Linked DNA regions of Homo sapiens: region 2 is linked to region 1. A link is a loop called in an ENCODE intact Hi-C map of the cell type or tissue named here. Cell type or tissue: GM12878. All regions are shown on one strand. Each heading gives the region's core, and the rest is flanking DNA. Links, peaks and the distances in the headings are about the cores only.

Evidence for each region. Peaks named below come from ENCODE experiments on the same cell type or tissue, not always from the same donor. Only the 100,000 strongest peaks of a DNase experiment are listed, where the experiment ranks them.
Region 2: it touches region 1 in a loop (5-fold over the local background); 1 of 110 quality-filtered maps calls a loop at or near these places.

The regions. Positions count from the first base shown.
Region 1 is chr1:198,851,365-198,854,302 of GRCh38, forward strand. All of the region lies in intron 2 of MIR181A1HG (MIR181A1 host gene), which reads right to left. Among named protein-coding and RNA genes, the nearest start is that of MIR181B1, 6.1 kb to the right of the region's middle. In GM12878, for the core only: no CTCF peak of the experiment used is centred there; no DNase peak of the experiment used is centred there.
Region 2 is chr1:198,797,911-198,800,848 of GRCh38, forward strand. No RefSeq gene overlaps it. Among named protein-coding and RNA genes, the nearest start is that of MIR181B1, 60 kb to the right of the region's middle. In GM12878, for the core only: a CTCF peak has its summit at 1,061 (motif pointing right); a DNase peak (open chromatin) is centred at 1,161.

The DNA of each region.
Region 1 (2,938 bases), core at 152-2,651:
CAAAAAAAGGGAGAAAACTTGAAAATAAAATTTTCTCAAAAAGGCAAAATCTAGACAAAAATCAAGAGAAATTTTTAACTAAACTAAAGTTTTGTAATGACTGGTCATGAAAGGAAATCACAAATGAAAATTAGACTCTCTCTTCTTTTCAAACTATCTGGAAAAGAAAGATTATTGATAAAAGATACCCACTTATAATAATTCCTTTAAATATTTGAAATACATTTTAATTTTTTATACACCTTTCTTAAGATATCTTGATGCTACCATTGGGCAATGACTGCCCATTATTACTTAAAAGCACATCCTAGCATGTGAGTTATGACTTGATTCTTATTATTTTTCATTAAAAAACTGGTAAAGTTTGTAACTGATCAAGTTACAGAAATAATAATCATTATATTATTAATGATTATGTTATGTTATGAAAAATCAAAAGCAACATTCAAAGCCAAATGAGTAGTCAATTAAACATTTTAATATTTTATGTTATGAATTCCAGTCCATGTACATGAAAAGTATACTATTAAATGGAATTTTCATCAATGAACTTTATATCATTTAACTGTCAAGCACTCAAATTCCTTCAGAGGAAATATAAAAGATAAGAGTACATAATTGACTTAATCTTTCAAACTAACTCATTGTTACTTATGCTTATTTACCTTAAAATTTTGGACCTGAGTTTATCTTCAGATTTAGAATGAGAATAAAGTTAAATAAAGCGCTTTTATAAAGCATTGTATCATTCTCTGTGTGTGTGTTGTTTATGTTTAAATAAATGCGTGCTTTATAACATTTAATAATTTTAAATGCTGTCATCAATGCCCTGTGACTAGTAGGTATTAGAGTTCTAGCACTTTGGAGGGCTTTTAGTTCAATAAACAAATACATTTGGAATTTAATGATAAAGATATTTTTAAAATAAAATCATTTAGTAGCTTACTATTATTAAAAAGAGTATAAGTAACACGTTTTTATCTCAGAAATGTAGAAGATATAATGAATATGATAGAAAATGGTCAAAATTCCAGCACTAAGAGTTAAAGAAAAAAACATAACTTGTTATGTATAGCGGTATGATCATGCACAGGAATAGAGTCTACTACTACTACTAAATATTTACTAAACATCAGGCACTATGCTAAAGTCATTGTATGGATTATTTCATTTATCCTGAAAGCAACAATGTTCAGGTAGGGAATATTATACAAATTATATAGTTGAACAAATTTAAGCTTAGGAAAATTAATTTCTCCATGATTACTCTTCTAGTAAGTTGGAATTTAACTCTCTATCTGAGTTCTGAAAAATTTATACTTAAATATAAGCATGATTTTTAATTAAAATACAGTTATTATTATTTTCCATCATACATGTCATAATTCATTTTCCCGCTCCTCGTTTTTGAACATTTAGCTTGCTATTATTAAAAGTTTTAAAATAATGCTGCTTTGAATCTCTTCATACATACATACATAAATACATTTTAAAACATCACACTTCCTAATTTCAAAAGATTTCATAAAACTATTGCAATCAAAAACAGCATCGTACTGGCCTAAAACAGACACATCAACCAAAGAAACAAGAAAGCCCAGTAATAAACCCAACTACTTATGGTCAACTGATTGTTGACAAAGGTGCCAAGAACACACAATGGGGGAAAGACAACTACTTCAACAAATGGTGTTGGGAAAACTGGATAGCCACTTGCAGAAGAATAAAATTGGACCCTTATCTTATACCACACACTCACATCAACCCAAAATGGATAAAGGACTTGAAATATAAGACCTGAAACTAGAACTTTTAGAAGAAAACAGAGAGAAAAATCTCCATAACATTGGTCTGAGCAACGACTTCTTGGCTATTACCCCAAAAGCAAAAACAACAAAAACAAAAATAGACAAGTGGGATGGCATTAAACTAAGTTGTTTCTGCAGAGCAAAGAAAACAATTATGAGAGTGAAGAGACACATAAGTGATATATAGATATATAATAATGTGTGTGTGTGTATATATATATATATATATATATTCTCATCCATGGACTGGAAGAGAGTATTTCCAAACTATATATCTGGTAACAGGTTAAGATCCATAACATGTAAGGCATTCCAATTTAAACAATTCAATAGCAAGAAAAGAAAAAAACCTAATTAAAAATGGGTAAAGGATCTGAACAAACATTTACCAAAAGAAGATACACACATGGCCAACATTCACACCTTTTTTTTTTTTTTTTTTTTTTTTTTTTTACAGAGTCTCACTCTATCATCAGACTGGAGTGCAGTAGTGTGATCTCAGCTCACTGCAACCTCTGCCTCCTGGGTTCAAGTGATTCTCCTGCCTCAGCCTCCTGAGTAACTGGGACTACAGGCATGTGCCACCATGCCCATCTAATTTTTGTATTTTTAGTAAAGACAGGGTTTCACCATGTTGGCCAGGATGGTCACGATCTCTTGACTTCATGATCTGCCCGCCTTGGCCTCCCAAAGTGCTGGGATTACAGGTGTGAGCCATTGCACCCGGCCTCAACACCTCTTATCATAAGGTAAATGCAAGTTTAAACTACATTAAGGTATCACGTCACACCTGTTAGAATGACCATTGTCAAAAAAACAAATGAGAAGTGTTGGTGAGGATGTGGAGAAAAAGAGAGCCCTTGTATACTGTTGAGGGGAATGTAAATAATTAGTATAGCCATTTTGGAAAATAGTAGAGAGGTTCCTCAAAATACTAAAAAGAGAATTACCGTATGATCCAGCAATCTCAGTTTTGGGTATATATCTGAAGGAATTGAAAATTGGTACATCAAACAGACATCGACAATCTCATGTTCACTCCAACTTTATTCCCAATAACTAAGATATGGCAGCAACTTAAGTGTTCAATAGACGAATGGATTAAAATAAATGTGGAATATATAAACAAT
Region 2 (2,938 bases), core at 118-2,617, 53 kb before region 1:
AAGAAATACCTGAGACTGGGTAATTTATAAGGGAAAGAGGTTTAATTACCTCACAGTTCCACTGGCTTGGGAGGCTTCAGGAACCTTACAATCCTGACAGAAGGCAAAGGGGAAGCAAGCACCTTCTTCACAAGGCAGCAGGAGAGAGAGAGAGCACAGAGGAAACTGCTACTTTTACACCATCAGATCTCATGAGAACCCCCCTCACTATCACGAGAACAGCATGGGGGAAAACACCCCCATGATCCAATCACCTCCTACCAGGTCCATCCCTCAACACGTGGTGATTACAATTTGAGATACAATTTGGACACAGAGCTACCATATCAGCTATCTCATTGTTCCTGTTCAAAGGCTCCTTTGATTTCAGTCAAGGAAGATTGCAAAATACCTTATCTATGTACTATATATGATAACACTTCAATTACCAACAAAGAAATCTTAAAAATTCACTCCTACTACAAACAACTTTATTTACATGTTGCTGTCATTTGAATGTTTGCCCCCTCCAAAATTCAGTTTGAAATTTAGTTGCCATTGTGAAAGTATCAACAGTGGGGCTTTTAAGAAGTGATTAGTCCATGGGGGCTCCACCCTCATGGGCGGGATTGATGCCATTACAAAAAGTGGCCTTGTCTTGCCTGCTCTCTCATCTTCTCTTTGCCCTTCCATGGTTCTGTGGTGTGAGCAAGAGTATTCCTTCCCTCTGGAGGATGCAGTGCTCAAAGCACATTCTTGAAAGCAGAGACCAGGCCCCTTACAAGACACCAAACCTGCTTATGCCTTGATCTTGGACTCCCCAGCTTCTAGAGTTGTGTGAAATAAATTTCTGTTTTTGATAAATTACCCAGTCTCAGGTATTCTAACAGTACAATACAAACTAAGACATATGTTAATAGGTTTACTTCAATGCTTTTCAAAAGTTGTGATTACTATTAATACTAGTTTAATTCAGAGTTTCTCAACTTCTACAATATTGACATTTTGGGTCAGATAATTCTTTGTTGTAGGGGATTTTCCTGTTCTCAGCAGATGTTTAGCAACCTCCCTGGTCTCTAGCCACTAGATGTCAGGTACACTCCCAAGCTGTGACAATCAGAAATGCCTCTAGGCATTGCCAAATGTCTCCTGGGAGCAGAATCGTTCCCTGGTTGAGAATCATCTGTCTAATATGTAAATTTCTGTTTTTGGTGCTCAGTGTTGGTATCATTCCTTCATGTATAGCACCAATATTGTCAGGGTGCTTCAGGACCACTGGTTTCCAAGGGACACATGGATTTCAAAAGTGAAAGATATTACTTTAATTTTAGTACTTATATCACTAATCCCAAAAAGCAATTGTCTCTGAGTCTCTTCTTAGATAGATAGTTTCAGAAATAGTCACTGATTAGTTTCAGATTAGCAGACTTAAGTCTCAGAGTTTTTTATTTTGGCTGTTGTTACCTTTTTTTTTCTTTTCTTTTTTTTTTTTTTAAGTTTAGGGCTGAATGCTAATACAATAGCTTCCAGAAGTTAGAATTTCTGGTGATTTATTATGTGTATATATTAGAAACCTTATCATCTTTTAATATCAGTATACAGTACAAAATTATAAACATTTGATAAATTTAGGGAACTGTTACAATAAAGTAGACATACTTTAATTTCTTCTAATAACATATTGAAATTCATTTGATTTCTATGCAGTTTTAGCTTATTATTCTCCTATGAAAATATGTTACCATACTTTACAGCATTATAAGGAGACTCCTATTCTATTTCATACCATTGCAATTAAGTAGATAATTAATAAACTTTTCCAATTTTTCTCATTTCATTCCATGTTATGGCAAAATGCACTTGATATGTTTGCCAGAACGAAACTCATACACAAAGAGCTTTTTGCTTTTTTGAAGTTCAACATCAAATGCGTGTAAGCCTAGAATAGGAAACAGCTCTTTTGAAAATTTAAATTCAAGGAGCTGCTTTGCTGGAAGCCAGTGTATGCTGGACAGGGCCTGAGAAGTCTGGATTTTATTACTTAACATAAAATGAATCTCAGTTTTTCCATCTGTAAAGTGGTAAAAATATCTTTTGAAAATGTTAAGGGAGAGTAATGTGATCCTTGTGACGTGTGAACTATGCTTTAAATTCTTTTAAGAAAATCTCTACATTTGTGTTCCTTTTATGTTTGTACATATTGAAAGAATATATCAAATAACTCTATAAACTGTTGAACATGTCTAATAAATACCCTTTGATGACTAAAAGTATTTGAATCAATTCAAAATATCAACATGTTTATGTTACTATAAAGCTGGTATAGCATTAAAACATTGGTTTATATTTCTCATCTTATAATTTCAGAGTGAAAGGAAAAGGCTATTTTTTACAATCTGAAACAATGATAGTAAAATAAGGCATGAGTTATAGACATTATGAACAATGCCTGAACTGCTCACTTATGATTGTTTTTCATTTCTCAATTGAACACAGCTACAGAGTTTTCCAGTTGCCATTATAATGGCTGTATTCATTCTAGCTTGGGAATAGTGGTTTCAGATTAATTATATTCAAATTGAAATACAGAGATGTGGCTCAGAAAAATTGCTTTGGGTTTTGGTGGGCAGATAGTGATTAAATGAATGAGAAAGAAGGCAAATACCAAGGAGATGTTTTATGTATGCTCAACAACATGAAAATACTTACCATTGTACCCTAATGTATATAATGGGAGCTTAGTGAATACTTGTTAAATTATTTACTGAATGAATAAAACTTACGAATTGGTATGCAAAATGACAAGAACTATAGAAATATAAGTAAGTGATGGGTTATGTTAAGTTAGGACCCTAAACTTTGGTTTTGATCTTGGTTCTGGGATTCAGCCCTTATGCCGGAGAGCGGTATTTACTTTTAAGGTGTAACATTTCTGAAGTTTCAACTGAATGCCCAAGGT